Linked DNA regions of Mus musculus: all the other regions are linked to region 5. A link is a loop called in an ENCODE intact Hi-C map of the cell type or tissue named here. Cell type or tissue: left cerebral cortex. All regions are shown on one strand.

What was found. Hi-C counts contacts between places; a loop is a spot of excess contacts. Peaks named below come from ENCODE experiments on the same cell type or tissue, not always from the same donor. Only the 100,000 strongest peaks of a DNase experiment are listed, where the experiment ranks them.
Region 1: a loop joins it to region 5, with 2.4 times the contacts of the local background. A loop is called at or near these places in 7 of 42 quality-filtered maps.
Region 2: it touches region 5 in a loop (12-fold over the local background); 2 of 42 quality-filtered maps call a loop at or near these places.
Region 3: a loop joins it to region 5, with 7 times the contacts of the local background. A loop is called at or near these places in 11 of 42 quality-filtered maps.
Region 4: a loop joins it to region 5, with 10 times the contacts of the local background. A loop is called at or near these places in 3 of 42 quality-filtered maps.
Region 6: a loop joins it to region 5, with 12 times the contacts of the local background. A loop is called at or near these places in 3 of 42 quality-filtered maps.

What each region holds. Positions count from the first base shown.
Region 1 is chr13:18,945,274-18,950,273 of GRCm38, reverse strand. It overlaps Amph (amphiphysin), which reads right to left and starts at 1,923. Exons shown (of 21, transcript NM_175007.2): 1 at 1,773-1,923. The coding sequence starts at 1,841. In left cerebral cortex, CTCF peaks have their summits at 2,038 and 4,927; DNase peaks (open chromatin) are centred at 474, 1,377, 1,957, 2,395 and 1 more place; H3K4me3 peaks cover 2,445 bases; H3K27ac peaks cover 2,430 bases.
Region 2 is chr13:18,890,247-18,895,246 of GRCm38, reverse strand. No RefSeq gene overlaps it. Among named protein-coding and RNA genes, the nearest start is that of Amph, 56 kb to the left of the region's middle. In left cerebral cortex, no CTCF peak of the experiment used is centred here; a DNase peak (open chromatin) is centred at 2,126.
Region 3 is chr13:18,855,735-18,860,734 of GRCm38, reverse strand. All of the region lies in intron 25 of Vps41 (VPS41 HOPS complex subunit), which reads right to left. Among named protein-coding and RNA genes, the nearest start is that of Amph, 90 kb to the left of the region's middle. In left cerebral cortex, no CTCF peak of the experiment used is centred here; DNase peaks (open chromatin) are centred at 1,157, 2,317, 2,916 and 4,432; H3K27ac peaks cover 1,470 bases.
Region 4 is chr13:19,025,139-19,030,138 of GRCm38, reverse strand. All of the region lies in intron 1 of Amph (amphiphysin), which reads right to left. Among named protein-coding and RNA genes, the nearest start is that of Amph, 79 kb to the right of the region's middle. In left cerebral cortex, no CTCF peak of the experiment used is centred here; DNase peaks (open chromatin) are centred at 2,173, 3,047, 4,636 and 4,820; H3K27ac peaks cover 1,316 bases.
Region 5 is chr13:19,099,520-19,104,519 of GRCm38, reverse strand. Amph (amphiphysin) reads right to left here. Exons shown (of 21, transcript NM_175007.2): 8 at 4,552-4,627; 9 at 3,866-3,948; 10 at 1,510-1,648; 11 at 161-289. Among named protein-coding and RNA genes, the nearest start is that of Gm31887, 92 kb to the left of the region's middle. In left cerebral cortex, no CTCF peak of the experiment used is centred here; DNase peaks (open chromatin) are centred at 1,588 and 2,343; H3K27ac peaks cover 2,131 bases.
Region 6 is chr13:19,000,209-19,005,208 of GRCm38, reverse strand. The region is part of intron 1 of Amph (amphiphysin); the gene reads right to left. Among named protein-coding and RNA genes, the nearest start is that of Amph, 54 kb to the right of the region's middle. In left cerebral cortex, no CTCF peak of the experiment used is centred here; DNase peaks (open chromatin) are centred at 600, 1,623 and 2,472; H3K27ac peaks cover 3,003 bases.

The DNA of each region.
Region 1 (5,000 bases), 150 kb after region 5:
TGGTTCAACGGTTCATACAGGCCAGGACACTGTCAGAGACATTACAGTTCCCTTCATTTGTTTGGACCATATTAACAGCTGGTGACCTAGATTAATATGTGAAAAAGCAGACCATATCACAAAATTACTTCACAGATGGAAAGCCGAGTCGGCGAAAAGCCACAGACGAAAGATTTAAGTGATTATGTTAGGGATGGGGGAGGGGGGACTACAAGTGGGTGAAATAAAATGTGGGGAAATGACGACAAAGTCTTGTCCAAATCTCGTGTTTGGCAAACATCTGCTATCTGGCTATTATCTGGAAAGCATCGGGGTGACGGAAGGGGACAAGTAGCTTGGCTAATTCCGCTTCCGAGGGAGTGGCAGGAGGCTCCTGGAGTTCAGGATGAGCTTGAGTAGATATTAAAAGCAATACAATCCTCTTACAGAGCTGGGAAGGTGCATGTGTGCAGGGAGGGAGGATTGCATACAGCCACTGAACCTGAACCTGGCAGAGTTCCTGCTCCTGGGCTCAGCCTTTGGGGCAGCTCAGAGTGGGGGTAGGTCGAACTTCTAAGGAGGGTAAGTGCTGTCAGAGTGAGGAATAAGGACAATCTGATTTCCAGAAGGAGAAGAAAACACCAGACATCCTCATCCCAGGGACAGAAATTAATGCCATACGAAGCAAATACAGCTCAATTTACCACTAGCCCAGGTTCACTTTCAAATACAAGGTTCAAGCTCCAGTACAAACGTCCTTTGCTTGGGACGAACGAAGACTTCATAGGAGGGTCAGATATAGTAATCAGGGACACTAGGAAGCCCAGTGCCTGTAAAATGCAGAGAGAGAGAGAGAGAGAGAGAGAGAGAGAGAGAGAGAGAGAGAGAGAGAGAGAGAGAGAGAGAGAGAGACTGAGACTCGACTATCCAGAGCTGGGCTAGCTATGGATAACATTCCTCCGGAAGAGACATAAATTACAATACCTAATTTACAAACACTGCGACCTCAGCGCCTCTGATAGGAGTAGGTTTTGCTGCTTCTCAAGCAGAGAAATAAGCATTTTGTGCAGAGATGTGCAGAGAACTCTGAGGTCGAGGTTGTTTGTTTTTGACCTTCCAGAGGGCATTGGCTTCAAAAACCAACACGGATACTTAGGGAGAAATGAGCATTCTCTGGAGCTCCAGTTCACCACTGTGCTAAGGTGTTGGTTGTTTATTATACATCCCATTGGTCCATGCACATCTGGGGTGTCTTCTTTGCTTAAGTCGTTCGTTTCGACCGACTTCACTCAAATAGCCACAACACCCCCACCCAAGAAGAGATGCGACAATCTCCCTCCCGGATCTGCGGTCGTGGACGCCTGAGCTGCTTGCGGGAGAGCTTGAGCTCAGGAGGTGCGGGCGCGGAGAGATGGAGGCGCCCAGGGACGTGGACCGCTCCGGGTGCAGCCAGAGAGCAACTGCACCTGCCACCCCTGGTCCCGGGAGGCGTGCCCAGGAGAGTGGCCACCCTGGGCGGGCTCTGGGAGTCTATAGCACTCAGTGCCTGGAGGGTCAGGGGTCTGCGGGTTCCCGGCGAACCCACTGCGGGGCCGAGCCCACGCTGCCTGAATGGATCCTGCCTGGCTGCAATCGTTGAGAGCAGAGACAGGGGAGTCCTCCACCCGGCGCTTGCTCGGGCTCCGCAGCGCGCCGCACCTGAACCCGCGGCCCTGCAGCGCAAGGCCAGCACTGCCATCGGCTCCCGCACCTCCTCGAGTCACCTGCCCCGCATCCCGCTGCCCTCTGCTGACCTTTTCCTGCGCGCGGTTGAGGCGCTTTTGCACGTTTTTGGCGAAGATGCCCGTCTTGATGTCGGCCATGGCTGCTGCGGTCCGCAGAGCTGGAAGAGCAGAGCGCGCAGCGAGCCGGCGGCGGCACCGAGGAGCCCAGGAAGAGAAGGAGGAGGAGCGGGGGGAGGAGCAGCTGAAGCGTGAGGAGCAGAGGAGGCAACGGATGAGGGAGGGGCGCGGCGACAGGACCGGTTTAAAGAGATAGAGCGGATGTGCGGCCACTAGGGGTGACAACGCCACTAGTGAGATGCATGGAAAGAGAAGTCAAAGGCCAAGTGTCCACCGTGATGGAGGAGGTGGTCAAGAAGTGATAAAGATGGAAGACGTTCCTCAATCCCAGGGCCTTGAGGCAGCTAGGGGTGAGAGAGGGCAGGGCTAACAGGACGTTTTCAGGGAGGAAGGTCGGAAGACTCTGATTCTGTCTCCCCAGTTAAAGAACAGGAGGAGGTGGGGAGGAGTCTGTAAGGCTCTAAATCACCAAATGACTGCCCCGTCAAAACACCTTGAGTGGAGAAGGAACGAGTCCATCCACCCTCCAGAGGCTCAAACCTGTGGGGGATGGGGAAGTTAGGAGAGGATGAGGCTGGAAAGTCCCTGCAGGGCAACTTGCCAGAGAGAAAGAGTAAAGAGATCACTGTGAGGCTTGCCAGTGGGAAAGGCCATGTTCAGAAGGGTCAGCTTCTACACACAAGTGCTGCACTTTGCCAGCTCTCAGACACTGTGGCACAACAGTTTTCCCAAGAAATGAGACCAGCAGTCCCTTTGTCGTTCTTTGAGACAAAACTCTATGTGATCTTGCTGACTAAGCCAACTGTCGCAAGCAAGAAAGGTAGAGACAAGACCTGAAGTGAGTATAACAAGTCACAGTTTTATTGTGTTGAGAGTCAACATACAAAGCTCACACTCTAAACTGCTAACTATGGTCTTAAGCCTATCTCTCCATGGTTGCTCATCTGTGCCACCAACCTTAGCTAAAGGACAGGTCCACTCTCTAACAGTAGTCTCTGGTTCAACCGGGGGCCGACTCTCCAGCCACATGACAGATCAAGGTCTGTCTTGATGTGCAAAGCAGAGCCTTGCTCTTGGTTTCTGCTTATATTCCATCCACTGGGCACCATCTAGGCCTGTGCCAGGTTCTCTTGAGTGAGTGATGTCACTGGGTTCTGGTTATCAGGTACAGCCTTGGGTATAGTGGAGTTCTTGACTAAGCTATTTTTCCATGCCTAGAAGATTTTTTTTTCCCTATGCTCATTACAATGGCTGTCCTGAAACTTGCTATGTAAACCAGGCTGGTCTCAAACTCATACAGATCTGCCTTCCTCTGCAGATCTGTGGGATTAAAGGTGGCCCCTTTTGACAGTCTTAACAGAAAGATGTGGTCCTCTGTGCACCTGGCAAAGACAAGGCGGCAAAGGAGCTCCAGAAGCCTTTGACAATGGGCAGAGTCTTCATTCTCAGGTTCATTCAGGGTTCCATGAGTAGAGGAAGAGAGGTGGCATCTGACAATCACAAGTCAGAGGTTGAGCAGGCACCAAAACAGGGGAATATCCTGCTCCCCTTCTAAAGTTACTTGGGTGTTCCCTTCGCCCAAACCAGTCCCTAGTATCACTCTTCTGTGAGCTATTGTTCCAGTGACTTGGGTATGGAATGATGCTGTTGCTACTTGACTGCATAAGATGTGATGTAAGCCCAGTGTGCCAGCTGGAGGGCTCAGCTTTGGCAAGCTAGGCAGACTTCATACTCTGTACAACCCTCTAGAGCCAAGGAGGAAACTCAACTGCCCTGATATTAAAATTAAATAAAAACAAACTAGCAATGGCTATGGAGAGGTCACGTGCAAAGGGAAATGTTTTGAGTGCATTGGAGAGGGAAATACGAATGTCCCAATTATTCAACCACCTTTCTGGCTGAATACACACACACACACACACACACTACCAAGCCCTGCAGAAGAGCTGACCAGTGGATCCCAGTCCAGAATACAGAATGATAAATAAACTCAATTGTTTCATAAACAGTAAGCACCTTGAATACCTAATCTATTTCCATGACTTTTCCTTAGGATTTTATGCCCAATTTGCCTAGTAATTAATTGAGTCCCAGGACACAAGACTCTTGATGCTAAAATTGGGAGGCATTGGGCAAAGCAAGAGGGCTTGCCCCCCACCCCCATTTGGATCATTCCACATAAACAGAAGTTTACCTTATAGAGAAATAAGGAGAACACCCATTTTTGCACTTGGTCAACATTCAAGGACAATGACATCTCAGAAAGCTGGGAATTTTCGTAAGTTCTCTCTAGTGAAGGAAGAGGGATTAAGAACCTCAGCTCTGCCCTGAGGTGCTGACTGTGAGAATACAACCTTAACAATGACAGAAAAGACCAGACTGCACTAGAGTTTAAGTTCATGGTCACTCTTACAGTATTAGTGCCTGCACCCTCTCTGCTATGGCAATGAGCTTACCTCAACTCCCTCTGTAGATAGCAATATTCTCTCATTACAAACAGGAGAGAGTCGTTTCAACTGTGAGCTATATTCTTCCCAAAGCTATCAGTCCTCAACAGAACCACCCTTTATCTTTCTTGCAGTTATCTTCCCATCGAATTCTTGGACCTCAGCGTATATCACCTGAAATAAAAGGTCAAATTATTAATGTTTCTCATTATTTGGGTGTCCAATTCTAGCTCTGTACCTGGAGTCTTGTAATTTCTTGGTAATTTCATCTGAAAGGCATGGTGTGTATGTCATGTCAAACAGTTGTTAGGTGCACACTTATCACTCTGGAATGCTGACCAAGCACTTTAGCTGGTACTTAGGTTTTGTAAATAGTTGTTGAAAATCCCTAGACCAATCATGAGCTCTCTTGCCAGGCATGGTGACAGAGATCAGAGACACTCTTTAAGAATCGTGAGCCTGGGATTCCTGGATTATTTTCCAGTTTCACATTAAAACTTTACCTCTGACTCTGCCTCCTCTGTCACTCCCTCTAGGTTTGATGCTTCTGCCTGTGGTAGAACAGTTCTGGAATGTCATTAGCGGCTTCCCTTACCACAGGAGGTTTCTGTCAGTGGGACCATAGCTTTAATAGATTTCTTGTTGTTCTGTGGTCCCTCTCCTGGAGGACACCACAACTGCAGGTGCTTTGACCTCTGTTGGTACAGGATGGTTAAATATTAGGTGGGATGTG
Region 2 (5,000 bases), 210 kb after region 5:
TCTTATGTACTTCTATTACCAGGTTTTTACATATTACTCAGATATATAATTTTGTCACAATGTAATTGTTGATAATTTTTAAAACTGTTCATTATCATACATTTTAGCAGAAATTAAAACTTCAAGTATATAATCTGTCACAGAAAAAATAATTTAAAATTTATTATTACGTTTATTCATTATTTAAAATCACATGGTGAGATTGTTTTGAAAATAACATCGTTTTTGATGAGCATAAGCAGGAGAACTGAAAGTTTGAGGGCAGCCTGAGTCACATAGTTAATACAAGGCTGGATTGAGCTTTGTAGCAAGCCTCTGTTTTAACAAAACAAAATGAATAAATAAAAAGAATAGTCTATGATTTCAGAATTTCATAAAAAATTCAGGAATTTTACTGTAGAAAAACCCCAATAGCATTCTATTGAGAACTTGGAAAAAACACTTGCCTTACAAAATTCCACCTGCATGGCAGGGCCCCTCCTCCACTGCAAAGCTCCTTCCATTGCTGGATCACTCCTGCAGGACAGGGCCCTCCTGCTCCAATGCAGAGTCCTACCCCTCCATTACAGGCCTCTCCTCCATTGTAATGCATCTCCTGCAGATCTGCCTTCATTTTGTGCCACAGTTTTGTCTTTGCTGTACCTTGTGTTCAGAAAGATCCTTATGCAAAATAATTTTGGGCATTTTGTTTTCCATATTAAATCACCCCAGTAGCTTCCTACAACATTTAGATCCCAAAATAGAATGCTACCTGTATACAAATTTTATAATTAACCACAGATGTATTTTTATTTATAGCTTGCTTAAATTTATTATGATAAAGTACATTAATCTTAAGGTATACAAATGTAAGCATTTATCAAAGGATGGCCTTTTTTCTTTTTAATAAATATAGAAGTTCTATTCTTTTCTTCAGTAAACCAGGGTGTAATACTGAGGTGGAACCCATGGGACCACCTCAGGCTATTTGGGGTGTACTCAGAGGTGATTATTGCAGTGTGGGTGTCCCCAAGCGCCCCGCTCATGCCTCTCTGCACCTCAGCCTTAGGCAATTGCATCCACAGTGATCGTCTTCTGCTCTTTAGTTTCTCTGCAGTCCGGGTTTTAGCTCTACACCTTTATCCCAGATAGCTCTGGCGACTCACACATTCAAATGCCTACTAAATGCCTTCCCTGATCTCTTCAAAGGCACAGCCCAAAGGTGGTGATAACTGCAGAGGTCTGCTTTAGATGGGAGGGGCCAGAGCAGCTTTGATACTTGCTGAGAAGAGCCAGGATACAGGGTGGAACTTAGGTGAGAGTGAGGGCAGGCCAGAGAATGGGCAAAACGGGGATGGAGATGTCCCTTCCACACTTGTCACCATATGGGAGAGAGAACAACGAAGATGCAGGGGGGGGAGTGTGTTCTGCCTAGAAGATGCTAGTGCTAGTTCATTTGTTTGATAGTTTGGTTGGTTTTTGTTATTGTCATTCTTGGTTTCCTCTTATTCTCTCCCCGCCCCCTCCCTGTATGTTGTTTGTTTTTGAGGAAGAATATGTTGTTTGAAAAGAAAAAAAAAAAAACAACTGGAAACAAAAGACAGTGGTAGTTTTCAAGTTCGGAGGATATCAAACGGGCCTAAAAACACAAAATTATCTCTCCTTCATCTGTGAGCCAGTCCGTCAGCCTCTGCAAAGCTCAAGCCTGGGGACTGTTAAGTGGAGAGGTGAGCCCCGCTGACCAGAGGGAAGCCCAAACACAGAGAAGCTTTAATGGAGCTGAAGAAAAGAGGCAAGGTGAAGACGGAGCACTGGGACAGGGGATTTGCACTTTTCTAAGGTGGGAATTCCAGAAAACCGTGGAGTGTACAGTGTAATTTTGACTATGGAGAGCTGAAAGATGTGTTTTTCCAGGGGCACATGAGGAACCAGGAGAGCATATCACTTTTGCCACTTATCAGTGCTTGATGGCATGGAGGAAGCCTGTGGTAGGAGCAGGGTTTTACCACACTATGGCTAGAAACATGGTGTTAAAAACTAGACAGAGCAGGAGAGGGTGGGCAGAGTAAGAGAGGGAGAGGGGCTGGCAGAGTGCCCAGGCCTCCTCGCAGCCCCCGCACCCCATGCATCTGAGAAGAGTGGCCCACGTAGAGTAGTGCTCGGGCTGCTCTCTGCCAGAGCCTGAGATTTGCTGCGGAGGAATATCCACGGGCTGCAGCTGGCAGAAATTGAGGAGAAGGAAGCACGTGACTGTCTCCAAGCTGATGGGTCTCGGCGGTACACTCAGCTGTATGAGGATCTGCAATTTCCCAGCAACATTGAGGCTGTCAAAAAAAGACCATGGTTTTCTTGAAAGGAACCTTGTAGAACCTCTTTGCAGACAACCAACAACCACCAACAACCATGGGCAGCCGGAAATACAGAGAGAGGACCACCTGCAGCCAAGCAACGCAGGAGAAGGAAGACATCCAGAGACCATTCCACACGGCTTGGGCAGGAAAGATAGAATCCCAGAGACCTGCCTGCTGCCCATGACATGGGCAGGCCTTAGACACTTAGAGGTCCGCTTGCCACCATGCTCTGCAGAGGGCAGAGGTCAATTAGAGGCAGCTGGAGCCACTACAGTGTGCGAGTTTGTGGTAGACAGATGGGAGGGAAAGAGAAGTGGAGCAGTTTGAGCATTATAAAGAAAGATGAAAGGGGGCCTTGTAGAACATCTTTGTAGACAACCAGATACCTGCCCACCACCCATAGGCATCTGGAGACTTAAGGGCAAAGAGGGACACGCTGTTGTGAGTAGCCAGCCCTACTACCCGCAGCTATGGTGAAGTCCCAGCGAAGGCTGCTGCTGACATCTTACAGTGGGAGGGGTAAGTGTTGATGTCTGTGGCTCATACTACCACAAAGACTATGGCGATGTCCCTGGTCTAGACAGCTGCCTGGGACCACATGTTAAAGGACTGTGCATAACTGGTCCTGCTACTCATCACTGCTGCACTCTAGAGAGCTGACCCCACCTCTCATCATCGCAGCATTCCTGAGTGCGGGCCCTGAACCTCTCCCAAGTTGCACAGTGAAGCTGGCCCCAGGGCATGAGTCTGGGAGAGCTGACCAGACCGTATGAGGTGGTGTGAGATCAGAGACAATGACCTCCCTCCCCACACCACTCTCTGTCTGTAGCAGTCTGGAGAGCTGGCCCCAGGGAGAGCAGGAGAACTAGGCCTGCTCCTAACCAGCTGCATCACTTGGGAGAGTGGGGCTCTGTACTTCACCTGGGCAGCACAGTGAAGCTGGCTTTGTAGGCACAGGTGCTAGTTTCAGCTTTATAAACCCTCCATTTCCCAAGAGTAAATGAGGCTTAAACGGAATTTTTGTCTTGTCTCCTTCCTTCGAGTCTCCTGATCCCAAATTTGTCGTTGCAGCTCCCTTCCCTTGAGGTCCCTGTTGTATAAGTCCTGCAGGTCAGGGCAGGCAATATGTCTCCACTGCAGCCCAGTTATCTTATCATAACAGGCCCTAAATATTCCAACCTAGCTGAAGATAAAGACTTTAAAACTGTTTGGATGAAAATGATAGAGGTCCTTAAAGAGGAAATGAACACATCCCTTAAAGAAATCCAGAAAAGCACAAACAAACAATGGAAAAATGAATAAAAAGAGTTCAAGATCTGAAAATAGAAATAGACGTAATTAAACACACACACACACAAACTGAGAGAATTCTGGAAATGAAAAATTCAAGAATCTCAGGTATTGATGATATGATAAAAGAAATGGACACATCGATCCAAACAATGTTAAATTGAGGCAAAACATCCAAACCCCAGACACTATGAAGACCAAACAAAAGAACTGGAAGAGAGGAAGGAGAAGAATCTCAGCTCAAAGATACAGAAAATATTTTCATCAAAATCATAGAAAATTTCCTAACCTAAAGCAAGAGATGCCTATGAAGATACATGAAGCATGCAGGAACACCAAATAGACTGGAGCAGAATGAAAATTACCCCCCCCCCGCACATAATAATCAAAACACTGAGCATACAGAAAAAATTATTAAAAGCTGCAAGAGAAAAAGGCCAAGCGATATATTAAGGAAGATATATTAGAATTATAACTGACTTCTCAACAGAGACTCTAAAAGCCAGAAAGAACTATAACAATGTGCTGCAGACCCTAAGAGACCACAGATGACATCCAAGATTACTATACACAGCAATACTTTCAATCAACATAGATGGAGAAAATAAGATATTCCTTGATAAGGACAAATTTAAGCACTATCAATATTAAAATACAAAAGGTGCCCGAAGGGAAACTCTAACCTAAGAAGGTTAACTACACCCATAAAATTACAGGGACCAAATAATCTCAGATCAGCAAGCCTATAGTCAACACAAATTAAATGGAGAGAAAGTCAAAGCAATTCTACTAAAATAAAAAACAAGTCTCTCTCTCTCTCTCTCTCTCTCTCTCTCTCTGTCATCTATCTATCTATTCAATATAGTACTTAAAAATTTAGCTAGAGCAATAAGACAACCAGAGGGTTCAATGAGATTTAAATTCAAAAGGAAAAGGCCAAAGTATCTTTATTTGCAGATATGATAGCAAATATAAGTAACCCTAAATATTCTACTAGGGAACACCTACAGTTGATAATCATTTTCAGAAAAGTAACTGATTGCAAAATTAATTCACAAAAATCAGTAGCATTCTTATATACAAATTACTTATGTACTGAAAAAGAAACCAGGGAAGTAATGTCTTTCACATAATATAAAATATCTTGGGCAACTCTAACCAAGCAAGGGAAATACTTGTATAATTAAAAACTTAAACTCTTTGAAGAAAAAAATTGAAGATGATATCAGAATATGAATGATTTTCCATGCTCAAGGATTGGTAGGATTAACATAGTGAAAAATGGCCATCCTATCAAAAGCAATTTACAGTATCAATACACATCAAAATTCCAACATAATTATTTACAGACTTTGAAAGGACAATTTTCAACTTCTTAAT
Region 3 (5,000 bases), 240 kb after region 5:
AAATGCTAGCTTTACAGATGTGCTTAAGTCTAACTGTCCTGTCAGATTCTCCTAAAAATGTAACATTACTTTTGTTTTCAGCTGGTGTATGCTGCCTGGTTGGTGGCTCAGTGTCTGAGAGATCTCGGGCGTCTAGGTTAGTTGAGACTGCTGGTCTTCCTATGGGGTCTCCTTCTTTCAGCTTTTCCCTAATTCAACCACAGGGGTCACCAGCTTCTGTCCACTGGCTGGGTGTAAGTATCTTTCAGCTGCTTGTTGGGCCTCTTGGAGGGCAGTCATACAGCAGAGGACTGCCTGGTCTGGCCTCAGTCAGAGAAGATGCACCTAACCCTCAGGAGACTTGAGGCCCCAGGGCATGGGGAGGGGTCTGGTGGGGTGAGGTGGGGACATCCTCTTGGAGACAGAGGTGGGGTGGGGAGGAGGTATGAGATGAAAAACAGTTAGAGGGCAGACCAGGAGGGGGATAAAGACTGGATTGTTAAAAAAAAAAATAGAGAGAGAGAATAATAGAAAAAGAGAAAATAACAACAAAACCAAATTTAAAAAAGTTATGGTTTTTATCAGAAGTCACTACAGCATACAGAAAGAAGAAGAAAAAGAATACAGCAAGAAAGTTATCTACAAAATATTGATGCTGACAAGCTTTCAGAAAATAGGTCAGTAAGTTCATGAAGCTGCTGTCCTCCAGCATCCAACTAATCGGCTCAGTTCTAGCTCCTCTGGTGTGGGCTCTGGAAGCACTGTGACACTCTCCAGGGCACACCGCCTGGGCAGTGACAGATCAAGGGTACAGCCTGTGGAACAAACACAGGCCACAGGCTGCAAAGAAAACAGAAAGCCAAGGACAAAGCACTTTCTAAGCAGGTACAACCTGCCTGCTCACAGACAGAATTGGCTAGGAACACTGACAGTTGTCAAGAACCTATAAGAAGGAAAGGGACAATGATACTTCTTGCCTAACCTGATCAAAATCCAAGGGTCTACACCAAAGAAAGAAAAAAAGAAAGAGAGAGAGAGAGAGAGAGAGAGAGAGAGAGAGGGAGAGAGAGAGAGAAATTCTAAATGTCACTGTCATGACCAAGTATGGCAGCAATCAGAAGGTAAGAGTCCCTTGGCAACAGTCTGACTCAGCTCCAGCAAGTCTCAGGCAAGCAGGGAGCCAGTGTGTTAGACAACAGTATACTGCTGTGCGAGCGCTCTCTTTTCCGTGCTGCTTTCCCTCTGATGTCACTTCCAGAAATGAAATCAGTTTGAACTGTTAAATAAGAAAGAGAAGAGGTAGGGTTGGTTCATGTATGGAGCTGACACAGAGATGGGCTTCATTAAGGAAAAGGGCACTGCAACCAAGGAGCTATGATCGATCGGGAGAGTAGGAGAAAGGGTCAGGTCACTCTATCAGCGACTACACGTGTGGAAGATCAAGGGGAAGGAGTGGCTTACTTCCAGGCATGGGACGGGGATGGAGAGAAACATGAAAAATTCCCAAACAAAGGAAAATGTCTGACTTTCGTTTCCTTTGGGGAGGTGGTGAAGTTCTTCACTACGTGATTTTAGTGTGGACTGTCCACCATGGAGGAGCACGGAGGAGCCAGGTACCAGGACAGAACATGCAAATTAAGAGCTGTGAAATCACAGCACCATAGCTGACCTTCCCAAAGACAGTTTGCAGGCTGTGGGGTCTGGCCTTTCAGAGTGATGAGTGCATTAAAGGGTCTGACTTATGGGCTAACGGAGACATCTCTGTATCTATGAGATCTCACCATCTGCCAATAAGAGTCTCATGATTATCAACCTGGCTTAGCAACACTTCTCACGTAAGAATTCTCTCCAAGATAAACTAGTGCCTTCCCTCAACTTCATAATGCCATTTCTATCTCAAAAAATATTTATTGACATTGCTCAGAAGGAACAATATTACCTTTTTAGAAATCCTTCCTTATGGAAGGCCCTTCTATTGTCCCCAGATTATCTACCCGTAAGGACCAACCTTTTTCCTCGTCCTTTCAACCGCCCTTGTTCCTCTGCACTTTCCCTTTGTCCTTTGTTTAAAGAAGCAAGCCACAACTGCAATCAATGGTCCACATTCCATGAGTAAGAACATCCTTATGGCGTCAACAACTGACAAGAGACCTTAGGTTTGCTCTGTATTTTCCACCTGATTTCTCTATAGCACATCACCATGGATGATAATCCCAAGTAAATGGAAAATTCTAGCCCCCACATATATTTCACAAAGCAATAAAGAGGCACATATCAGAGAAATCATTATGGCTCTGCAGAGACAGCTGCTGTGGGGGCGGTGCTAGAACTATGGCCAAGTTTCTACAGCTTTTATTTGAAAAGACTCTCAACTTGCCGGCCTTGCCTTATTCACTTTGCATGTCCTTAGAATGCAACTGGCTGCCAGCTGCCTAGCATCCGAGCCCCATGGCTCTCCTCACTGCAGCCTGGCCATGGCCACTTCACTCTTGCTGGATTATTATTACCAAACGTGACTAAGCCCAGACAGAAAAAATAAAGGGAAAGATAACTATTTAAGAACTAAATGAATCAAGGAAGCGATGGCTGGCTGGTACAAGCCACCTGCATCACTCAAATGTCGTGATAAGATCAAACTGAAATAATATGTAAAGAAAGAAATCCATTTGGTCTTAAAAGCTTATTTTAGGAATTTGAGAGTTTAAAATCCATCTTAGGAAAAATACAGAAAGGTTAGATAATTAAAAGTGAAAAAGAAATTTGTCCCTCCTCTAAAAAACGATGAACAAGAAAGTCATCCATTTCTGTAAACTGATTTGTGTTTTCAATTCTAAGTAGAAAACTACTGGGGAGCTACAGCAGCAAGGCTGAGAAGAGGGAAATACCTTTGCAGATCTGCAGAGGGCTGCGTGCCATGGGGGAAGAGGACTCATTCCACATCACTTGCTGACATGCACAGGGCCAGGCCTCTGCTTACAACAGGCACTCAGAGGTACAGTCCAGGGCTGGGTCCCTGTGCCTCCTGCCTCTTTAGGAACAAGTTCAAACCGGCTGCCTGTCTTTCTCCAGAGGTGTAGTCATGAGGGAAAAGCCAGGAAGTGGTTCTCATTGGCCGAGCTTTGAGGGATTATGTCTTAGAGTTGATGCAGTCCTGGATGAAAATGGTCTGGCATTTCCTCTGCTGGCCTGAATTTAAAACTAGTTCAGTATCGTACCATACCAATATGTCATTAACCTTCTGAAGTCTCAGTCTTCTACTCTGAGCAATGGGGCTAATGATAATTTTAGACCCATTATGGACCTAAAATGTCTGTCAAAAACAAAGTGGTTAGTGACAAAGCACTGATTTCCATTTCCCTAATACCCTCAGTATCTGAGGGTGTGAACATGCTCAATTCTGTTACCTTTCAGAGCTGTCAGGTTATAAAGTATGAAAAGGTCACATGGCAAAAGCTGCCGGAGTTTCCCATAACTACTCTCCTCTCAGTTAACTGCTGACCCGCAGTATCTCTCACGCCTTAAAGAACTCTAGGTCCTCAATGCACAGTCTGTTTGAGAAGGAGACTGAGACAGTACACAGCAGCACACCTGACCTCTGTGTGAAGACTCTTCATATCATGCTTTATATCACACACAGCATCCTTGGAAACTCATAGGTCTGTAATATCACCCTCAAACTTGGGGGATCTATGGGGTTGAACTCTTATTATTAATGAGAACATAAATTATAGCTTTATGAAACAAACAAAGACCCATACAATGAAATAAAAGTATGTCTGTCAGGGAACAGCAAAAGGCTCCAGAGACCTGGGATATTTTTACATGATCCCCCAAAAGGTTGCTTAGGCAAGTAGATAAATAAATGGCTACTAATAAAAATTAACAGTCAACATACACGGGGAGGAAGATGGTGGGAGGGAGGGAAGGAGAGGGAGAGGGACAGGGAGAAGGAGAGGGAGAGGGGGAAGAGAGAGGGAGGGGGAGGGAGAGGGGGGAGGGAGAATGGAGAGGGAGAGGGGGCAGGGGGAGGGGAGTGGGAGAAGGAGAGGGGGGCAGGGAGAGTGGGGCATGGAGAGGGAGGGGGTAGGGGGAGGGAGAGGGAGCAGCGGGTCAGCACTAGTGTGGTTTCCCTGGCTCTGCCCTTCCCTCTCCCACCCTTTTCCTCTGAGTAGTAGTTTTTCTACCCAGTGGCTGATGAGTAACAATGGCTCTCTGAACCCATTGGTAAACAAATTCTGGGTCTCTTAAAATCAGCACCCAACTGCATATTTACAGAACTAAGGAAAAGCTCACTATATATTTGTAATTAAGAAGATACTGGTACTATTTTAGAGGACCATTTTTATGTTAAACATTTGTTTTGTATCTAATGCTTTGTATTTCGGCTGGCTCAGCACTATGCAAATTTGTTCATAGAAGTGAATGAATAGTGAGACTGCAGCAGGGCGTGTGAGCTCCCATAGAAGAGCAGAGTGAGGGACATGCCAGCTGCCTTTGCTGGCATCAGCGTCGAAGGGAGGGACTGGCAACACAAGCATGGTTTCACCCCAAAAGCCCGGCTCTAAGCACCAGTCTAACCATCCTACTATCATATACAGATGCTACCCTAGCCTCAGACACTGCCGTACGTTTAGACTTGCTGTCTCAAGCATATTCTGCTATATACCTCCCTCAGTAAGAAAGGGCCCACAAAGCACAGGACACTGTCAGTCTCACTCACAGGGGATTAAGGGCATTACAAGGTTGGCTATGGCACCATTTCCCCCAAAGCGGATTTCCAAGCCTGAGATGTTCTGCATACCTAGGGAACGGCATAAAGTAGGCACTTCTCTGATCCCTGCTCCTCCCTATTGGCCAGTTCTTAGATTCTTGTTCTCTTTCCCTTTTTCTTTCTCCCTCAGATCATATCCCTAGGATTATCTGAAACCCTCCAAAGGCTTTGGCATAACTACCAGCCTAAGATTAGGCCTCAGTTCTCTGGCACATACTTCTTAGGTAATCCCATCCCCTACATAGTGCTT
Region 4 (5,000 bases), 74 kb after region 5:
GTGGAGGGCTCCAATCCCCTCTCTTCTGTCACTGTGTCCTAGAACTAATCCAGTGCAGTTATTCCTAAGAAGTGGCTTCAGCTTCCGGTGGACCAGTGGAGAAAGCAGGTACTGAGTAACTCAGGCATGTCAAGCCCTTCACAACTGCCTGGAGGCCCCTCCTTTGTTCCAATAAAATACTGTGCCATCTCTGTCCATATTTCTGTGCCCCGATTGTGAGCCCAGGCTTAGTGTAGAACACATATTTGCAGTTTTAAAGTGTGTATGCAGACATATTTTTATATATTAGAAGAATGTAGTTTTTCAGAGGAGAGTGGGAAGGATTCAAGCAAGCCATTTGAATAGACATTAAATAGTGAGCGATATAAGTGCATACTTAATCTACTGCAAGCTCTGAAGCCCCATTTGAAAAACAAGCTTGCCACCCCAGCAGGACAACAGACAGCAGCGCAGACAAAAGCCCTGGAAACTGTCCTCCTGATCCTCCAGCAGTGCTGACAGGGTCATCTGTACTTCCAGCCTTTGATTTCTAGAAGATTCCTGAACTTGAGCTGATTACACACAAGCCTGGTGATGTTAAGAGAAAGGCACTACAGGGAGTGTCAAAATCAGAGACTCCTTCTCTGACTCCACAGACTGGAACACTACTCAATAGCTGCACCACAGTTGCTGAGAATATTAACCACCACAACACGGTTATAAACAAATAGCTTGCATTCTTCAAGCATCACTAAACTGTCTCACAAGGTCTGTTTCTGTAATGTTCTGGAGGCATTAGTAACCTCCAGAGCTAGCCTAGGCCCATTTGCGATGTATTCCAATCCATTACCTATCCCTTTAATTCACCCATCGGGTTGGCACTGGCTTCCTAAGAGGAGATGAACAAGGTGTATACCAAGCCTTGTTAGCCACCACATTTAGGCCTCAGACTTGGGTCAATCATGACTTCTGATGGCCTCCAATGTCCAGGAATAGCAGAGTAAGTCTGCGAATTCAATAGCTCCAAGGACACCCCAGGCTTTCCTCTGTGTTCATGTACAGCCTTCAGGAGAATTCGCAGTCACTAGGTATAGAAACTTAAAAATAAATAAACAGCCTTTGATGTGAGTGTAGAATTTGAGTAAAGCATTCTGGGTTAAAATTTGGAAGCATCTCTCAATTTCTTAGAAATGTGTACATTCATTGTTCCAACAGTTTTCTTCTCATAGACACACTCAGAAATTAGTCAAAGACATCTTTATAAGAATTCTTATTTTAATTAATTTAATATAATAACAAATTCTTACAGACAAACTAAATATTCTCAAATTGGGATTGCTGACATTACTATTTAACTTACAGTAGAAGAGAAATCAAAAAAACACCTCCACCCTAAATTTTCAGAAAAAAAAAAAAAGAAAGAAATATATACTGTACTGGCTAGTTTTGTGTCAACTTGACACAGCTGGAGTTATCACAGAGAAAGGAGCTTCAGTTGAGGAAATGCCTCCATGAGATCCAACTGTAAGGCATTTCCTCAATTAGTGATCCAGGGGGAAAGGCCCCTTGTGGGTGGGACCATCTCTGGCCTGGTGGTCTTGGGTTCTATAAGAGAGCAGGCTGAGCAAGCCAGGAGAAGCAATCCAGTAAAGAACATCCCTCCATGGTCTCTGCATCAGCTCCTGCTTCCTGACCTGCTTGAGTTCCAGTCCTGACTTCCTTGGTGATGAACAGCAGTGTGGAAGTGTAAGCCGAATAAACCCTTTCCTCCCCAACTTGCTTCTTGGTCATGATGTTTGTGCAGGAATAGAAAACCTGACTAAGACATATACTTAGCAGTTTTTCAATGTATTAACTGAGCTGGCAAGAAAGCTGGGAATTACAGGTCGATGAGAATGGTCTAGGAAGCTCCACGTGAAGACAGCTTTTACTGTTTGGGAAGCTGCCTTTATAGATCTGAGCAGTGATAGCACTGGCTAACCCAAGCTGGGGAGCACCCCAGAGCCCCTGTATCCTCTTCTCCTCCCTCCAAGCTAAGGCTGGCATTCTAGAAGATGACATTTTCAGAATCATGATGAATGAAAGCAGTATCTGTTCCCAGGGAAACACAGGAAAAAAAATGCCTCTTTTGACTTTGCTCCTAGGGAAACAGAATGAAACTTGGGGGTGGAAAACACAGCCTGGCTTCACTGTGTGTAAAGTGACGGCACGGTCCTCCCATCTGTGTGGGCAACAGGCCGGCCTCAAGCTAAGCAGTTCATTTTATGCAACACTGAGTGATGGAGCCTCGGGTCTTGGAGTTAGCAAACACACACAGTAATCTTCTAGAGCAGGGGGAGGCATTCACTTGTATTTTGTTGTATAGAAAAGTTAGAATTGTAAGAAAATTATATAAAGAATTTTAGAAGATAGGTGATAGATAATAGGAAGATAGATGGATGATGAGTAAGATGAGATAGATAAATAGATAGATAGATAGATAGATAGATAGATAGATAGATAATAGATAGATGATAGATAGATAGATAGATAGATAGATAGATAGATAGATAGATAGATAGATAGATATCAATTTTTGGATTTGAAGCCCATGAAGCAAATACGTTACCAAAGGTTATGAACAGCAGTGATTAAATTACAGGATTTGCCATTGTTCTCATAATTTTAGTGTTTTCCAAATGCTCCAAATTTTACATATGTTTTAGAAACTGCACAAAATGATATTTGGCAAAACTTAACCTTTAAAAATATACCTAGTCAATAATAAAACATTTTCCATGATTCCTGGCATGATCAGGCTTTCCTAATGTAAACACTATCAGAAGTAAAGATGTGAGCTTTGCATAGCTTTTCTTTCCTTCATTTCTATTGTGGTTAAACACCTGCTGGGTAGCAAAACCCACAAGGCAGACGCATGATTACAGATGAATACAAACCAGCCCTGGTCTTTGGATGGAGATCCCAAAATGTAGCATGTGTAAAGCCCACCATTGACTGGCCCACACCAGGCTTAGGGCATCGCTCCATGGAGTGCCTCACTCAGCCTTGGCAAGCACCTGAGAAGGATTTCTACAAGGAATGAGTCATAGCCTTTGTGGGAACGCACAGGAATGACTCAGAGGTGGAGGAGATGAAAAGGGACATTTTAGGTGAAAGAGAAGCACCTTCTCTCCACCTCCCTCTACTCCTTCTTCCTCTATTCCCTTCTTTACTTCTTCCTCATAATCAGTATCACTTGTCAATACAATATGATTGGTATAGTGGCTTCCTCGCTTGCTGTGTCTGTCTTCACTCTGTTAGAAATTTGATGAGCTACAGAATACTGTGTTAGGAAACAACCAGTGCTTGCACATTTACTAAGTAAGGACTGAAAGTCAAGGAGACAAGAGATAGAAGCATTTCTCAGGAGACTTCTATTTCTAGGGTGTAGATCACAGCAGGTCATCAAATGAGATGGGAAGAAGATATGGGTTAAGGTAGAGTACCCAAACAAGGAATATACCTTGATATGTGACAGAATAGAAAAGCTGCATAAAGAGGTGGGATACAAGAAGGATGCCGAGATTGAGATAGCTGTAGTCACAGCAAACAAGAGAAAGAAAGCTGGGCAGAAGCAAGATGCACAAACACACATGGCATAGCCCTTTATGCCACAACTGCCTCAACTCACCCGCAATTCTACAAAGAAACACAGCTGTGGTAGGCATTGCTGTACCTATACTTGCATGCTAGGCTCTTCTTTTAAGACCATGGGACATATCTACAAACATTACAGAGCTCTTTTCTGTGTGCAATTTTTATATTGTGATATATAATAAAAATATCTTCAAGTAGTGTTTAGTGCGATGAAGAAAGATAAACATAAGGAGAAAATAGACAGATCCTCATACTGTTCAAGAAGGCAAACCGCAGGATCGTGGTGTGCCTTGGGGATTATCAGCATCCTCCCTGTCAACATCCCCGATGGGGTAAAGAGGGCATCTGTGAGATGCAGAGAGAGATTCAGCAAGAGCCCACAACAGATGGCCCTGGCCTGGGAAGGCTTCCATAGAGCACAGTTAAGGTTGTGAAGGGCAGGTGAGGGTGTGGGGGTGCCATATGATGGCTGCTTGTGCATAGTCCAAACATGATAAATGCAAGTGGGGTATACCTGGTAAAAACGGTTGGCTGGTAGTCTGAGGAGAAGGCTGGCTTTTGACAATTTAGTTCAGCACAGAGGGGTCTGTTTTGAAGTTTGTGACTTGGCTTACTGGAAGTTTTCCATACCACATGAGTTCTTTCCAAAGCTACACTCTCCTCAGACGCAATCTGAAGAATCACTGAAAACACTTAGGTCAATGCTGTGCTTAATGCACTGGACGACAGAGAAGAGCAGTGTGAGGGGAAAGGTGCTCAATAGGTAACAGGGTGACTGAGGAAAACATGATGAATTTTTCTTAAATGGGGGTTTGTAGGCCGAGACAAAAAACAATCAACTATAAAACCATTTTCACATGTTGAAAGAAACTGTTTTCAAGGGTGCTGGTGCATGCTTGGTGGTAATCCTGCAACATTCCATAGGTGCAGAGAACTCAGTGATGGAGAGAGGTCAGCCCCAGGCAAGGAGCAGCTGGGATGGGGGAAGCAAGCAAATGCTCACAGCCTCTCTATTCAGTCCTTCTGCACTCAAAAGCTGTTCTGTGGTTTTCCCTGGGGAATGAGGCAGACATACAAGAATTCTAAATTTAAGAAAAGTTTATTTAACAAAGAACTAAAGTCAGAGAGGACTTGCCTTTTCTGGGTTCATGTTGTTAAATGTATAATCCATGTGTTTTCCTTCTTGGATCTCCACAGGGACACTAGTCAAACTTGGCAAGCTATCAGTATTTTGTCATTCAGCCTGTGGGCAGATCCTGTAGGCATCCATCTTACAGCAATCACAGTTAGGTACATCGTCACATTTCTCCAGTGTTGATTGTGATGAGCACACCACACCACCTGTCTGACTTAATTACACGAGGTGAATATTGATGAAGGACAAA
Region 5 (5,000 bases):
AATAATCTTTGATTACACAAAGCAATAAAGCAAGCACAAGTGACAAAGTTTTATTAATGGCTCAGATATCTAGTACTTTCTCTACAGCTGACCTGAGAGTCCCTCCCACCATGGCATCTATGGCATCTTGATAGTCACCCCAGCTGCCCTGACCACTCACCTGGGAAGGTGTTGTCACATTGATTTCTGGTACAAAGTTGTCCTCAAAGAAATTGATGATGTTCTCCTGTTTCAGTTCCTTTGTTGGGGTGACTTTAGGCAGAGGTGGGACAGGAGGCCCTTTCCTTGTCTAGGAAGCATCAAATAGAAACATGGTAGCCTTTGAGGAAGTGTCAGATAAGCCCAGCTATGGAAGAAGCCTGACATCTGTCTGAAACTGATCTAGACAGAGGTGCAAATGTACTTGATTCAAGTTAAGAATGCTGTCCACTTGGGTGCTTCTCTGAACACTGACAGGCAGTGGTCTAATTGGAAGAAGTCAGGTCACAAGATGAGAGTCCATTCGTCTCAATTTGAACACTGCCCAGACCTGCAGGACCTATGATGTCACCTGGAGGCCATTCTTCTCTCAGCCCAACTATCAGTGATTTCTCTCGTAAGAAAAATAATGGAATTTCAAAACAAAAATCAAGCCAGTTGTTTTTGTTTTGTTTTGTTTTGCTTTCTTGTTTTTTAGATTTGTTTGTTTGTTTGTTTCCCCCGATTGAATCAATGAGATCAATCAGAGACAGCTTCCACTTCACTTTCCACTCCAGGATTTTGAAACTTTCAAATCTACTACACATCTTCTTACAACTTTGCAGCTTCAGCCATATTCATGAAAGCTTATACTGGAGCATGAATATTAAATGTAGCTACAGAAATGTGTTCACACAATGCAAGGAAATAAAAAGCAGTATTTTTTTTGTTTGGTTTTGGTTTTGTTTTGTTTTGTTTTGTTTTGTTTTGTTTTGTTATCTTTAGTTCCCTTTGCCTGGTCCTTATAGTTTCTTTAAACTTGTCCCAGGCTGGTCACAATGCAGGTGATGGGACACCTCACAATACCCCAGTTCTGGGCAGTCATTGACTCCAGTGGAACACTGGAAAGGAGGTTCAGTTCAGGAGGAATGTAGAATAATTGGAACTTTGTAGATACGCTTTTTCTTATTCAAAGGTAATAGCTGCTCAGAGCACGGGGCATCCCAGGCAAAGGCTCCATCACTGAGTAGATTCCCCAGCCTCTGAAAGGCAGGAGCCTAGGAGCAAGGGAAGGTAAAGATGAATACAGTCCAGCAGAAGAAGGTGGGGATGGGGCTAGAAAAGCCAAAGGAATCAAACACTGAGTACAAGAGGAAAACACAAAAATTGAATAGCAAAGCAGACTGACGCCTCAATGGCAATAATAATATCCGTTGTCTTATGCCTTAGTCTCGCCATAGAAACTTTCTATAGTGCTTGGTCACCACAGGAGGATCCCAGAGAAAGTCACCTCCCATGAGTTTCCCCACACCCCCGGTATACGCATCATACCTGTGAAGGTGATCTGGGTCGCACTGGGGCAGGAGATGCAGGTGCTAATGTGTGGTTGGGACTAGCCGTGGGGCTGGGCAGGGGAGAAGGCTCCTCTGGAGGTGATGGTGTCTTTGCAATGCGAAGAGGACCCGAGTCACTGGATAGACACAGAGGATGGAGCAAGAAGCCTTCTGAGAAGCAGGGTTCCTAAAACCCAAGATTCTTTAGCCCAGAGGCATCCTGAAGCTTAATGTCACTGTTATTTCATCCCCCACGTCCAGCTTAATTCTAGTTGTTAGTAATAGTAATGGATGTTGGTAACTGGCAGCATGTATTGCTCCCTGTGAACCGGAACCAACCATGCATGGTCTCTCTGTTTCATGGTACCATGCAATATTGACCCCGCTTTAGATATGTAAAGAGTGGAGTGTAAATAGGTTAAAAACAAAGAAAAAAAGGCACTCAGTGTTTTACTACGTTTGCATTTAGATCTTAGTATAAAAGTCTTGTTCTCGCCGCATGGCAAACAAGCTCCTCCACGCCCACATAGGCATAGGAAGAAAACCAAACCAGCTTCACTTCTGATAGACAGCCGAGTCGTGCCATGGCGCGGTCTATAGAAAGCTACCCAGAAAGCTGTGACTTTTCTATTTCAAAAGCATCTCGAGAGAGAGTTAATAAATCATTTTGGGGGGTACCTTTTGAATTATGCTTGGAGCGTTACCAAATACTTCTTTTTACACTTTATGAAACAATGACTAACTCAGACACCTTCAGTGTGCCAGCAGACCACGTGACAGGTGAGACTCCACAACTTCGTAAGAACCACCATGTTCTAGGCACCTTGCCAGGTGCGTGGGAACAGCTTCACACGATGACTAAGATGGCACATCCTACTCTCTAAGAACATCTACAGACAACAGCAGAAGGGATAGAGTCTGTGACCTACATAAGAGTGCAGACACAGCAGCATCAGCTACACAGCCAGGAGCTAAGGGAGCTGCGTTCCGTTAGAGACACTGTACATGATTGGGGCTCTGGGCCAGCAATCATGACCTCTGACTAGAAACAGCTCGGTCTATGCTCTAGTCTAGAGATTGCCCACAGAGCTAACTCACCACCTCGCTCTGCAGAGGAATGTTTTAAAAAGGAATAAAAATAAGAGACATTTGTTACGTGGCTGTAACCCTACTTCTTGTTTTAGCGGATTATGAAACTGATATTTCCAAATGCTTCTGTTGACTTCGTTGCCATGTCTGGGAGCCACTCTTAACATGCTCTTAGCCACTCTTAACTTTTATAATATCTGAAAAGCAGTTTGATATTCTTAGTCTTCTCTTAGACCTAGCTCAATAATGTAAAAAAAAACAATGTTGAAGTCTTAATTCTGGTTTTTTTTCTTGGATTCTTTTAGTTTCTGTCCCTCTCTTGGAGAGAAAAGACGCACTTGCTGCTCTGGCAGCTATAGCACAGTGTATAGTCACGGGCACTCTAAGAAGCAGTGCATGATCAAAATAATAATCTTCAGACACTGATGACATGTGGAAAGGTTGCAAACTACATGTCAATGGATGATTCTGCACATACATTCCTACGAGTGTTTATAGTGACTGGAATAAAAACTACAAGTGTAGAGTCTCAGAACAGAGCATCACCTTAGAAATAATTTCATTCCATTGAAACCTACTTTTTCTATAGATGTTTAAATGGGCTCTTTAACTACAAAGGGTATTGGACTTCAATAAGGAAAATAAAGCAAAATGACCCCGGAGGCATGTAACTGAAACCTGGAGCTTCTGACTGCCTCCTGGATGAGATCAAACAGATTTTAAAATCATAGGGGAAAGTGGCCATGCAGTCGAACCAAGGGAAACAGCTCAGCTGAGCCACTGGGCCCTCATTCTCTCACTGACTCAATCATAATAACATGCAATGGAGCGCTAAGAAAGCCTGTTGCAGGGCAAATGGCAAAGCAGTGCTGGAGAGAGGGTGAGATTTCTTCCACTTCTCTCCTTTCTCCAGTAGCTAAAAATCAGTACAAAACTTAAGGGTTTTTTTGTTTGATTGTTTTTCTATTGTAGATAAAGTAACAAGTAGAAATGATGACTGCTCTGCACTGCTGCTCTCTGGTCCCATGTAAATCAGAAAGGCAGCTACTTACTTCTGCTGTGATCAGGAGCATCTGGAGGTGAGTGAAGGCAAGAAGGAAATGTAAGAGCTGAAAATCTGAGGTTGGGATCACTCTTCAGGTGGAAGGGCTCCTTTTAGATTTTTTACACGGTGAATAGAATAGTATAATGTGGACTCCAGGCTCCAGAAAGTTCAACACATAGCACATCACTTGCACATACAGCTCAGAGGACCAGTGGCCTACCTGGGAGCTCCTTGAATGCTGAAGGCCTTGTCAGCATGCTGATCACCGAGTTTCGTCATCACTTCATAGAGCTTGTGGCAAAGCTAAAGGGACAGAGGCCTGTTAACCACAGGACATCCTAGTGTCCACCCATGCTATTCTCCCCAAGAACGAACTTGTTTAATGAGAAGTTCCACCTCTTCTAAGAATTAGATTGGTCTCAGACTACTTGCAATTCCACAGACCAAATTTAAAATCTACACCTAAGCTGAAATAGCTTTATTTAGTGAATAATTTAGTGGGAAAAAAACCCTGCTAAATCAATCAAATATGCATTCAATAGTACATGAAGCAGAAATGACAAGTTGATCATCATGTATTCTATTAAAAATAGTCCTATGGCTGTCCTGATGAACTAAGAAGACAATAGAGAACACCGCAGCTCCTGCTTATGTAAATAACTTGAGAGAAGTTTTCTCACTAATTTAGAACATTACTGAAAAATCCAACTTTTCAACCAACAGAGGAGGAAACAAAATAGTGCAGCTGTGGTAAAATCTTCAAAAACAGTGCAAATAGTGCAGAGAGTAATACACAGTATTACAGTATCCATGTATGTACATCAGCAAACTAGTTGGTAATTCTATGCAATGCCCTGTGCTTCCTTTCCATTGCCTTCCATAACAGCAACAGTCGCCATTACTCACCACTGCGATTTCCTTATGAAACTTGGCCTCAAGGCTGGAGACATTTTTGAAAGTATTGACGTAAAAGCCAACTCGACTACCAAGGGAAAACACAAATAAAAGAGAGACCTGTTAGCAAAAGTGGTTTTTAATCGCAATGAAACAAATAAAGACTATGTTTCCAATATATAACTTTGAAAAATATTGAATTAAATAACATCTTAGAGTAAATCTGGCTGTTCTCAGCTGTTGAGCTCACAAGCTGCTTATTGGCAACATCTCAAACACATTTGTAAGGGGAAGTTATAGGGAGGGCACTAAGAACCCATCCATCTTTATTTCAGTTCCCTAAGAGTAAACACAAAAGCCAAACTGAGATTTAGCCTGCTACCCCCAGGATGATATTTTTCTCCAAAGGAAGAGTATCTGACAATTATGTTACTTTATTCTTTATCATTTAATTGGCTAAC
Region 6 (5,000 bases), 99 kb after region 5:
GTCACTATCTTTCTGATGCTGACATTGTGGCATCTCAGAGAACTATAGTCAATTCAATTTGACAACTGTGTCATTTTTTTAGATGACCCTAGGTAGTCTTTCATAGCTTCCTTGCTTAGGGAATACTGCAATATTGAATTTTATCTTACACATTTCCTTGTACACATGAAGTAAGCCATTTCCCCAAAGAGCCTTGACGTTAAGACATTTTTAGCAGGAAATTGTTCCACGAAGAATGAACGGTTGTATAGTTATCATTGCTTCTGGCCTCTCTATAGAATGGAGTCATTCTATATGGAACTATAGTCATGGAGTTTCTTAGTGATTCATTTCTACTTAGCATCTTCCCTGGAATCTTCCATTTAACAATACTATCCCTAAGAGAATGTCTCCCAAATCAGCTACTCAGAAAAACTTACAACTTCCACCAGTACACACTCTTCCTTCTCTGGCGGATCATTCTTGCATGAAACCTTGAGTCAGGGAACGAGGGAGGAAAGAAAACAGGCCTGCTGTACTCTAGAAGGCTGGTTCCTGAGGAGGGAACTGGGAACACGACACTCAGCCTTTGTGGAAACTTTCCTTGTGTGCTACTCCCTTGGGGATACATCCTGATTCCATCACTGCTTCAGCAGAAACCTGAGCAGATGGAGCTGCACTCTCACGACTCCTACCTAAGTAAAACAACCATTATGTAAAAATACGGGCTTGACTCCAATATGCAAGGGCATCTGTACTTTTGGCCCAATAGCCCTCCAGCCCTTCAAGTTTTAGACTAAGTTTTCTGTCCCCTTCCAAATGTGAAACACAAAGTGCCCTTTTTGGAATTCTCCCCAGCAACCAAGAAAGGCAGCAGTTTCCTACTTGGAGAGGTAGCAAGCTATATCTAAATCTTCAAGTTTCAAGGTCAATGATATATTCATATATACATTGCATTTTTAATAAATGAGGTAACTGAGAGAATATCACCAAGAATAATATTTGACAATAATTATTAATATATTGGTGTCAGTTCAATGGATAATCATGCTTCATCTACCCTTACAGCATACTCTGTGGGTGACAGCAATCTCATCCTTCAATCATGATGAGGATTCTGAGAGTTTGTGAAGCTGTGCTCCATATAGGGTTAATAGGAAATTTGTGCCTAGAACCACTTGAATTCTAGGTAAACAACATTTATTTCAAGGAAAGAGCAAGCACAAATAGGTGGAATAACACAGGGCAGGATATCCAACTTGGCCACTAACTTTCAGTGTCAGTGGAATAAATTACCATTAATTTCTTAACTCTAACAAGACCCTCAAAAAGTGACCCTCTTGCAAAGTAAGAAGATTCAGGTACAGTGACAGAAAATGTCAAGGTCACCTCTGTATAAGATCCTGATAACACACTCCTAGCCTCAGTATATCTCATACATGGATCTTTGGGAAAACAATTTGGCAAACGCTCTTTCTGCTGGGCTCTGCAATTTATTTTACGCATCACAAACCCAAAGTTAGCCTAAGCTTTTAATGCATGGGTCTATTAGCTAGGCTAGCAGTCTGCTGTGCCAGTGGACTCTTCTTGCTTAAAGGGCTATTTAAATGCAGCAAGCCTATTTTTGAAACATCTTTCATCATCAAGTGTGGTATATTGTGAGGTTTCTAACCCTCAGTAATGTTTCAGCCCTGATCACTTCTCCTGGTGGGGTCATTAAATATAAATGTATGCATAGCTTTGGTGACAAGATGGCTCAACTTACATAATCCTTAAACCAGAGGACAGTGAGTTGCAGCACTATCGAGACATTTTTCCCAGGCATCTTCTCCTCGAAACGAAACACTTTCCTTGCGTCCCTCAGGAATGTAAATCTCATCTCTTTGGCTATTTTATATACTCTCTAAATTGTAGATTACACAAAATATTACATCACCTATAATAATGATGTGATGCATTAAATAACACCAAACAATGGCTTCCTAAAGTTATGCAGAAGGTAAAACATGCTTAGTATTTATAAATATTTTAAAAGGTTGTTAGCATCCCCAAATTGTTTAAATGTCAAATTTTTCAGCATTCACATAAATAGAAACAGCAGTAGAAATTCACACACACTCACTACCAACTTCAGGATTCCCAAGTCTTCCCCATTCTTGCATCACACATGCATCTTACTCTCATCAACATTATTATTTTCTATTTATATTCCTTTTCAGACAGGGTCAGCTAAGATGACCTTGGCAACTCCATGTCTCTGCTTCCAGAAGGCAGGTAAGCAATACCACGTTTGGCCGTGACAGACTTTGAAGGACGTTCTCCAAGATGAGTCACATTATGACTTCAGTGGTGCCTGAAATTTTGTATTTTAAGAGCAGAAGATAAAATGGCAATGATTTTTCAGATGCTTCCGTCGCCGAGAATCTCACATCGTGAGCATCTGCTCCCATTTTAAAACTACTCTAGATAGTCCCTCGTGTTTGCCGGCTGCAAACTAAGGTATGGACATGCTAATCTAAGTGAGTCAGCCCTGAGCATCGTGTACCACGGTTTTATGAAAATACAAGATGGGGGTGAGAGGAGACATCTGAAGCTAAAGCAGGAGGCTCCAGCCAGGAACAGACAGAGACTCACACAGTCCACATTCTACTGCACCGAAGACTAGAGTGACAGGTCCTCATGTTGTTTTTTATCATAACTATTTTCTGCTGACCCACTGTCATAGATTTGTACTAAGAATTTCACACATCTTCTCTTTAATCTTCAGCAATATAACGTTTTTTATTCTCAAATGTCTAGTGAAGAAAAGGAAACTTAGAAAGGGAGAATTTCTCAGCAGATCCTAGGATAGAAGCCAACTCCTCGGGACCTGAAAGTCCAAATTCTCTTCTTGACAAGTTTTGGTCCCTAGTAATGCAGACTGAGGAATACACACACACACACACACACACACACACACACACATATATACAGAGAGAGAGACCGAGAGACAGATGGGAAGAGAGAGACAGAAAGAGAATATAATTATTCTGATCAAAAGATGTGTGATATCTGGTTTAAACATTGTTTACACACAGATCACATAGCTAATGTCATGCCAGTCTGTATGTACAGCTCTACGCCCTGTACCTCAGGTACAGGTAACTTTGAAAGCCAGTGTTTCCTAAGGCAGGTGAGACAGGAGGTCTGGCCATTGGAACTGCTTAGTATCAACGAAGACCATTCTTGACATCTAACAAGAAGTGCTTCAGAGACTGGGAGCCCACATTTTCTGAATTATCAGTGGTGTTTAAGTCTCAGTAAGAATAGACCTTCTGATATTTAAATAACACTGTGTGCTAAAATCAACTGACGGGGGATTTGGAGAGATTTTGACAGTTAACTAATGAAAGATTGCAAATGAAAAAGCACTAAATTATACTCTTAAATATCTGTGGGGAGGCTGAGAAATGTAAAACGAGGTCCTCTGAACTTAATTCTTAGAAGAAAATATGTAATTAGCAGAAGCCTGAAGTAATGAACCACAGCTTAAAACATTGCAAAAGCAGTCCTCTGTGGATGACCCAGCTTTGGTGATGCAAACATTGATGATATGTGTGAACAGCTTAAAAAAAAATCAAACAACAACAACAACAACAAAAACCTTTGCAGTCACTGTGACGGCCATCTGGGCTCATCCTCTGAGCCCAACAATACTCACTATAATATTAAGGTCTCTGTAGTTGGATAATCATCTAAGATTCTCAGATTTAAAACAACTATGGACCACAAACTAATAGCCCTTCTTCTATCCCTAACTGTTTCTTCATCATGTAGAATCATCTTTTAAACATGCATTTCATGTGATATAAAGGTTGACGATGTGCAGGTGAATACATGTATACTCCTTACTCCGTTTTTTTCTCTCTCAGCACACTCATTTAAGTCAACGAAAGGGACAAACTTTTTAAATGTCAACTCTGAACATCATGTTAGTAGCAACACAACAAAGCAAACTTGTCAAGATGCAGGCTTTTTTTTTTTGTTCGAGCGTGCAGTGGGCCCCACTCACATCCTTGCTGTGTTCTGTTCTCCAGCATCTCCCATACATGGAGGCTGAGGTGGCTGAGAGTCTTTTTTTCTTTTTAAACTTAGCTTCAAGGAGATCCCTCTGTGGGAAGCCGCCCCCACATTCGCCGTCACAAGATGGCGCTGACAGCTGTGTTCTAAGTGGTAAACAAATAATCTGCGCATGTGCCAAGGATATTTCTCCACCCCATGTACTCTGCCTTCCCCGTGACTACAACTCGGCCATGGGCTGCAGCCAATCAGGGAGTGATACGTCCTAGGCGAAGGATAACCCTCCTTAAGAGGGACAGGGTTTCGCTTTCGTTTTTGGGTTTGAGTTTTGCACTCTTGCTCCTGAAGATGTAAGCAATAAAGTTTTTGCCGCAGAAGATTCTGGTTTGTGGTGTCTTTCCTGGCCGGTCGTGAGAACGCGTGTAAGAGTTGGTGCCGGAAACCCGGGACAAGAAAACTCGGGACGGGAGTTAACCATCACCGGCGCAAGGAAGATCCCTCATTCCAGAACCAGAACTGCGGGTTATGGTAATGAAGGTTCCCGTAAAACAGACTGTTGAGAAGGATTCAACTGCGTGAATTCAGAACTCTTCAGCTGGGGAACAGGGTACCCGTAAGTATAGCTTTACAAGGTAAGTCTGGCCTTGAACTTTCTAACGAAATTCAAGACAGTCTATCAGAAGTAAAGTGGGAAATAGCTTTACAAGGTAAGTCTGGTCTTGAACTTTCTAACGAAATTCAAGACAGTCTATCAGAAGTAAAGTGGGAAATAGCTTTACAAGGTATGTTTGGCCTTGAACTTTCTCTAGTGTTAGAAGCCCTTTTGTTCCTTTTCACATGTTATCAAGTGGTTAAGGCAGGGCGGATTCTGGACGAAATTCGAGACAATCTATCAGAAGTAAAGTGGGGAGAGAGAGTAGGAGCAAAGAGGAAATATGGTACACAGAATAAGTATACAGGCC